Regions from separate parts of the Homo sapiens genome. Here all the other regions are linked to region 2. The links are chromatin loops, found by intact Hi-C in ENCODE. Cell type or tissue: endothelial cell of umbilical vein. All regions are shown on one strand.

The links. A loop is a pair of places that touch in the nucleus more often than their neighbours do. Peaks named below come from ENCODE experiments on the same cell type or tissue, not always from the same donor. Only the 100,000 strongest peaks of a DNase experiment are listed, where the experiment ranks them.
Region 1: a loop joins it to region 2, with 7 times the contacts of the local background. A loop is called at or near these places in 4 of 110 quality-filtered maps.
Region 3: a loop joins it to region 2, with 4 times the contacts of the local background. A loop is called at or near these places in 5 of 110 quality-filtered maps.

What each region holds. Positions count from the first base shown.
Region 1 is chr10:14,073,201-14,075,700 of GRCh38, forward strand. The region is part of intron 2 of FRMD4A (FERM domain containing 4A); the gene reads right to left. FRMD4A-AS3 (FRMD4A antisense RNA 3) reads left to right here and starts at 1,084. Exons shown (of 3, transcript NR_120638.1): 1 at 1,084-1,626. In endothelial cell of umbilical vein, no CTCF peak of the experiment used is centred here; a DNase peak (open chromatin) is centred at 1,421; H3K27ac peaks cover 1,710 bases.
Region 2 is chr10:13,880,869-13,883,368 of GRCh38, forward strand. All of the region lies in intron 2 of FRMD4A (FERM domain containing 4A), which reads right to left. Among named protein-coding and RNA genes, the nearest start is that of FRMD4A-AS2, 110 kb to the right of the region's middle. RefSeq lists enhancers at 29-918, 919-1,809, 1,381-1,675, 1,810-2,500. In endothelial cell of umbilical vein, no CTCF peak of the experiment used is centred here; a DNase peak (open chromatin) is centred at 1,493; H3K27ac peaks cover 2,500 bases.
Region 3 is chr10:13,814,971-13,817,470 of GRCh38, forward strand. The region is part of intron 3 of FRMD4A (FERM domain containing 4A); the gene reads right to left. Among named protein-coding and RNA genes, the nearest start is that of FRMD4A-AS2, 180 kb to the right of the region's middle. In endothelial cell of umbilical vein, no CTCF peak of the experiment used is centred here; a DNase peak (open chromatin) is centred at 1,001; H3K27ac peaks cover 2,212 bases.

The DNA.
Region 1 (2,500 bases), 190 kb after region 2:
TTAATAATTGGTGTATTTCTTGTAGTCCCTTTAGTAGGCTGGGGGCAGTAGTGGGAGTGAGGGCGAGTTGGATGCTGGCTTGTTAATGGAGCTGAAGGGAGGGCTACAAGGTGACAGATGGGATGAAGCTGGAAGCTTCTTTGGTGGGAAGGGAGGGTGTTCTAGGTCATGAAGAATTAGATCCATTGAGTTGCTGCAAGAAATGTCCCATTCCTTGAGTTCCTAGGTGATTGACTTAATCTGCCCATCAGTCTTTGTGTGGTTGGTTTTGTGGTTGTGTGGATAAATCTAGACACCAAGGACCCTGGATATACCCTCCCAAAGCAAAATAACACTGGGGGCTGGGGTCACTTATTACTTGGCTGGTGTCCATGATGGGAAAGATCTCAGGGATGATGGCTGATGTTGTTGGCATTGTCTTTGCTTGTCCAAGGGCTGCTGTAGAAGAAGCGAACGGAGTGAGGGGAAGTCCAGGGGTATGAATGTGTCGTGTTCATGGGTTTTTCACCACCACCGGGATCCTGTTGTGACCTACCCACTGGTCAAGATGAAATCCCTAATAACTTAGGTGTTAAAAGACTGGAGGTTGCCCTGTATAAATTGGGTCACCAAAAGTTCCTTTTAAATTTTGCATAGGGCGGTGGCTCATGTCTGTAATCCCAGCACTTTGGAAGGCTGAGGTGGGAGGATCACTTGAGGGCAGGAGTTCAAGACTAGACTGGGCAACATAGTGAAACTCTGGTTCTACTAAAATACAAAATTTAGCCAGGCATGGTGGTGTGTGCCTGTAATCCCAGCTACTCGGGAGGCTGAGGCAGGAGAATTGCTTGAAACCTGGAGGCAGAGGCTGAACAGAGCTGAGATCGTGCCCCTGCACTCCAGCCTGGATGACAGAGCAAGATAGTCTCAAAAAAAATTTTTTTTGTTTCATATGTAGTACCATAGCACCAAGAAAGTGCTTAGGTGGTAAGTACAAAGGTGGCCAAGGTGAGTTCTGACAGTACAGAATGGGGTTTCCATGGAGACGGCAAATAATGAAGCAGTGGATGGGGGAGGGGGATGTATGCTCCAAGGTTGTGCCCACTCGGCACGACCCAGGTTCCATGCTACAGGCCTCTACTTGTCCAGACCTGAGGGTCAGATTCAGATGGTGCAAATGTTTAAGACCTGGGTCTTCAACGAGATGAATTATCAGCTATTTCATAGCTGCAGTGTTGGATATGCCGAGACGATAAAAGCAACAGCAATCAGAATCAACAGTTGAAACGACATGGCAGACGCTGTGAATGCTATGAACTGCTGTGCTGAGCAGCAGGATTCCTGTGTCCTGGCGCAATGCCCATGGGGATTCATGCTTTCAGAGGGTCACGCCTCAGGAACACGTAGAAGGGCAAGCATTTCATCTGGCAGGGCACTGATTTAATCTGCACGCATGTTTGGCTGTAAAACTAGCTCCTCCCCCTTACCATTTTTGAGTCGCTGCCGGACTCAAATTCCACAGATTCTGGAAGGTGTCCAGGAACTCGTTGATTTGTCAAACTTATGGCTACACACAGCTGGAATGGAGACGGACTCCACTGAGGAGACTCATACAGGACAGGAGGGAATTTTAAGAGGATAACCCTGGTAAGCCATGGTGGATTGGGTGATGGGAGGCTGTGTAAGAAAAGCTCTCTGACCTTGACTTCCAGGAATTTACTCTTAGATGGTTTAATCTAGATACTACCAGAGCTTGTAATACAGAAAATCCTGCAGGTAGGGAGAAGAGATTACCCAGAATTAGTTGACAGTCTATGTTTCATAGAGTAGAATCAAAGAAAGATGTCCTTATGAATTAAAAAAGCAAGCAAACTATGGTAACTTGAACCAGTTTCCAGTGCTAACGTAGCACTGCCAAGAAAAGACACTGTAAGGTCACCACTGGTCACTAGATACAGCTTGTTTTAAGTTACAATCACATTTACATAAAAACAATAAATGGTCTACATCACCTTGAAAAATGGTTTTTCCTTCCAGTTGTAAGCACTTTATGTCCTGGTGAAATGCTGCTCATCTGATTATTTTACTATATTGAGAAGAGGAAAGGGGAGGACATATTATTTTCTTAACACCTAATGGATCCAGACACATGTTAAATGCTTGACCTCCACAACCATGTTTAACTGTTAGAACAACATGATGTGTGTGTGGTTTATTATTTCTATTTTCCAAATCAGGAGACCAAGGTCTATAGAGATTACGTAGCCTTCCTGGGCACTAGGAACAGGGACAGAACTGGAACCTGTGCCTATCTCTTTCTGTCGTTGCTCCTTCCAACATATCATGTTGCTTCTCAAAACCAACAGTGAAAAAGTATTCTTTAGCCTAACCTGAGCTGAAATGGCTTAGATATGAAAGCGTAAAGTTTCACTGGCTGTGCATGATGCAAATTTCTTAAATATAGGCAAATATAAGCATGTGTGGGTATAATTTCTGTATTATGTGTATACCTTTATATCCA
Region 2 (2,500 bases):
TCTAGCATCCTCTGTCACTTACTTATGGATCATGTGGATTGTCTGCCCCTTCCTCTTCGAATGCAAGCTCCCCAGGGGCAAGACTTGGTTGGTTTTTCTCACTGCCACATTCCTGGAATGTTCAAGGCATACCAATAGGTATGTGTTGAATGATTGAATGGGTGGGTGCATGAATGAATTAATGAATGAACTTGTGGCACTCAAATACTTCTGCCATTTGCCAGCTGGGGTTTGCCAGGGTAGCATTTTTTATACGAAAAAAAGGAGGGCTGGGTGTGGTGGTTCACACCTGTAATCCCAGAGCTTTGAGAGGCTGAAGTGGGAGGATCGCTTGAGGTCAGAGTTCAAGACCAGCCAAGGCAATCTAGTGAGACCCCCATCTCTAAAAAAAAAAAAAAAAAAAAATTAGCTGGGCATGGTGGTGCATGCCTGTAGTTCCAGGTACTGGGGAGGCTGAGGTGGGAGGATCACTTGAGCCCAGGAGTTCAAGGCTACAGTGAGCTATGATTGCACCACTGCACTCCAATCTGAGTGACAGAGCAAGAATGGGCCAGAGAGAGACAGAGAGAGAAAGAGAGTTGTCACACTATCCTTATTCTCTTCCCATTTGACATAGAAACAGGCAGAGAGAGAAAGCAGAGCTCCCTAGCAGAGAGAAGAGCTGACCATAGGTAGGGGCCCTGGGCTGGAGCAGGAAACAGTCCCTAGAGATCTGCGCAGACAAGTCAAAAAAGGAGAAATCACAACGTGACAATGAGTTCCTCAGTTACATTTCTGAGCACCTGCCAAATGCCAGGGATAACGCTGGGTGCTGTGCTGTCAACGACAAAGAAGATACGGTCCTACCCCTAAAAAGCGACGGTGGGAGGCATGTGAACAGGTCGTCACTGTCCATAGGATCGAACTGCGACTGCCTTCCAGCACGCATGCTTCTGGAGAATAGAGGAGAGGAACTCGCTTCTGCTTGGAGGAACAGGAGCAGGGAACACTGGAGGCTCCAAGTAAAGAATGAGTAGGTGCGTCCCAGGCAGGAAAGGGATGGGAGGGGAATGGCAATGTGAAGGGAGCAATTGCAAAGGCTGAAGTCCAGATGAGGTCAAATGTGCTTGGGGAGAGGCAAGGGTGTGTGTGTGTGTGTGTGTGTGTGTGTGTGTGTGTGTGTGTGTGTGTGATGGTTAACATAAGAAAAGAAGTTTAAGAAATAAGAAGCCTCTAGATTGTGACGGGCTTTTTCTTCCATGCTAAGGACTGTGGTCTACGAAGAATGCAGGGTGCTGAGGTGGGGGTTGTGGATGTGGTCAGGGGTATAGGAAGCTGGCCAAAGGATAAGCTGTGATGATTTTATAATGACTCAGGAAAGAGAGCCCCTAAACTATGACAATGGCAGTCAGCACCTCACCCTAAAAGAATGTGGGAAGACAATGTATGGACCGAGGCATTGGAGAAATTTGATTGGAAAGATTAGCTGAAGAACAGCTGACTCCGAGCAACGCAGAAAGAGGAAGCTCGAGGCAGGCATGGTGAGTCACATCATGGGACAATGAGGTCTGAGCCTTGGAGGAGGAAGAGGAAGAGGAGTAATGAGAAAACCACAGGTGGGACCAGTAATCACAAAGGGAAACAGCAAAGCATTTGTAAGCTCTGGAATCCTACCCAGTGAGGCTGCTTTGGGGAATAGTATTTAGGGAACACTGGTAAGTAGCCAAACCCAGAATCAGCCATTTCAAAACCAGATGGACGGACAGGCTCCTTCAGGAAAGTTCTGCTGGGAAGGCACAGGACAGATGCCATGTGCCCTCTTCATCCTCACTGCCCAGCCAGCAGGGCAAGCCACGATACTTGAGTTCCTCCACCCCATCTTTCCTACAAATGAACACTGGTGTATTGACTTTTATCTACATCCAATACAAAACCAAAAGCCACAGTATAATTTTTTGGTTTTTTTTTTTTTTTTTGAGACACACTCGCTCTGTCACCCAGGCTGGAGTGCAGTGGCACTATCACGGCTCACTGCAACCTCTGCCTTCTGGGCTCAAGCAATCCTCCCACCTCAGTCTCCCAAGTAGCCGGGACTACTGGTGCATGCCACCACACCTGGCTAATTTTTGTATTTTTTGTAGAGACGGGGTTTTGCCTTGTTGGCCAGGCTGGTCTCGAACTTCTGTCCTCAAGTGATCCTCTCGCCTCGGTCTCCCAAAGTGCTGGGATTACAGGCATAAGCCACTGCACCCAGCCAGTTTATGGAATTTTTTAGTTGAGTTTTGTCAGTTCTCTAGGAGCGTGGTCAGTTTCATTGGCAAGAAGCAAAGGAGGATCTAGCTGCTTAAGAAACAAAGCTCTGCCAGGTGCGTTGGCTCACGGCTGTAATCCTAGCACTTTGGGAGGCTGAGGCGGGTGGATTACCTGAGGTCAGGAGTTCAAGACCAGCCTGGCCAACATGCTGAAACCCCGTCTCTACTAAAAATACAAAAAAATTAGCTGGGTGTAGTGGTGCGTGGCT
Region 3 (2,500 bases), 66 kb before region 2:
TATGTGGCAGAAATGGAGGCTTGGGGTTACTTTAGCTGATCATGTTACATTGAACTCTCCTAATTCCATGCCTCCCAAGGAACACCTACATCCTGGATATGTCCCTCATATATGAACTCATTATCATCCAGAATAGAGATTATCATTCTTTTGCCAAAGAAGATTCTGAGACTGAGAGATACCAGGCAGGCTGTCCTGGGTCTCACAGCCAAGCTGGGATTCAAAACAAGGTTGAGATACACAGCATGGAATATTATTTCGCCCTAAAAAGGAATGAAATCCTGACGTGGATGGAACCTGAAGACATTATGCTAAGTGAAAGAAGCCAGACACAAAAAGACAAATATTGTATGATTGCACTTAGATGAGGTAATTAAACAGGCAAATTCATAGAGACAACAGAATAGAGGTTGTCACGGGCTGAGGTGGTGGCAGATGGGGGGTTATTGCTTAATGGTTACAGCATTTCTGTACTGGATGATGAAAAAGTGTTGGAAATATTAGTGATTGTTACATGACATTGTGTATGCATTTGATGCCACTGAATTGCACATACGAAAATGGTTAAAATGGTGTTTGATGTTACATGTATTTTGACACAATTAAAAAAAAAGGAAAAAGGGGGAAAGGAGGTCTGATAGTTTCAAAGCCCACATGTGTAATCCCTCTGCCACTCTACCTCTGTTGACCCTGCTTCCAGGGTGAGAGCCTAAGGATCGTGCCTCAAGGGCCCTGGCTGAGTGAGGGCTACATGACTCACTTGAAACCAGTGCACTGACATTATGGATTTATACATCAGTACTTTCAACCTGGTTAATGTGAGTCTTCCCCTGAGAATGAAAAATCAGGTTTCTGAGCCTGCAGAATAAAGAGATGGCTTAACACACTGAAGAATTCACCAGAGTAATGGATACCACCATGGAAGCCTTCTGGAGACTGAGTTTTTGCCTTACCATGGTGATATGTCTCTCTGATTTAGCCTGTCACACTACAATAAGAAAACAAGTTTTCTTGGTGACTCATAAACTGAAGTCAAGGAAAAGGCTCTGAGCAGTAGCTGCCTGGCTGGAACAAACTTCATCTTTTCAAATAAACTTTTTCAACAATTGTACCTATCTGGATTTATATCTTTTGTTAAAAAATTTAAAAGGTCAGTCCCATTACTTTACACAACAGTTATTATAGACCATATGTATCAATTTCCAGGAAGAAAAGCCTACATTTATTACTTGCAATTTACAAATGGAGAAGTAAAGGCCGTGAAGAGGGAGAAAATAGATCCCAGAAGATGTTGAGGTTACAACTCCTGACTCTTAGCTGCTTTTAAAGCCACACACATTTTTTCTGCTGTCATGGTGACTGGCAACAGCCCAGAAGGTGGCTGCTCTGTCAATGAGAGTGAGAGTTGATGGATGGGCATGTAGTGAGAGTGAGAAATACACATCATTGTTTCACTGTTTAAGTCACAGAGACATTGGGGGTTGTTTGTCATTGCAGCATAACCTAGCCTATCCTGATTGATTCAGGCACTGAGTCTTTTATTTTCTGTACAGTTGATTTAAAACAATTTGTGGCATCAGCTCCTTGATTTCCTGATCTTGCAAATGAAGACAATATCCCCCGCTGATGTGACAGTGATTAATATACTACATTGTTCTGAAAGTTTCTTAAACTCCTTCAGAGAAAGTTGCTGGGCAAGCAGAAAGCAATCTGCTCTTATGTGCTTTGAAGGGATGTTTACAGAATCCCGCTGAGTATAATTTGCCAATTACTGGTGCTGTAAACATTTGTGGAGCTTTGCAGGGATCGGACTGGGAGCAAGGCCAGAAAGGCAGCTAGTAGCCCAATCGCATTCTATTGGACAATCTGGGCAGGAGCCCAGAGGCCACGTGAGCAAGGCAGCCTGTGCTCCCTGGGTTTGTCAGAATTAGCCTCTTGTGGGCCATCAGCCGTCCTGGCCCTAAGAGGTCATTACATCTAAGACTGGCTTTCTCTTAGCCCATAATTAGCTTTGTTCAATCAAATAGTTTCTCTCTTTTCTTTTTGTATCTCAAAATCTTTTTCCATTGTCCCTCTTAGCTTTTATTTCTCCTGATACCTGACAAATAAAACCTCCTTGCAAACATCCCTCCTTAACATATACTTCTCAGTGGCACCACTCACAGAGCTAATAGGACAGTCTTTCCAACACCAACTGGGCTTAGAAACCTGGGCTTCAGCCATGTGCTTTAGCAAGGAAAGGAAAGCACTGGTTCTAAATACTTAGGGAAGAAAGGAGAGGAGCTCTCAGTCAGTGCTTTGTGGCTCCAGGACCCAGATCTGAGTTCTTGAGAACACTGGATGATTCCAGTGGGAACTGTTCACGTTCCCAGCATATTACAGGGTTCCAGATCAGGTCCTGACTACTTCCTGGCCTGCTTCTTCCAGGCAGGACACGACTAACTAGAATGATCAAAACAGCACTTAACGTGTTGCAGGGCTGTAAAGCGCTCTAGGCACA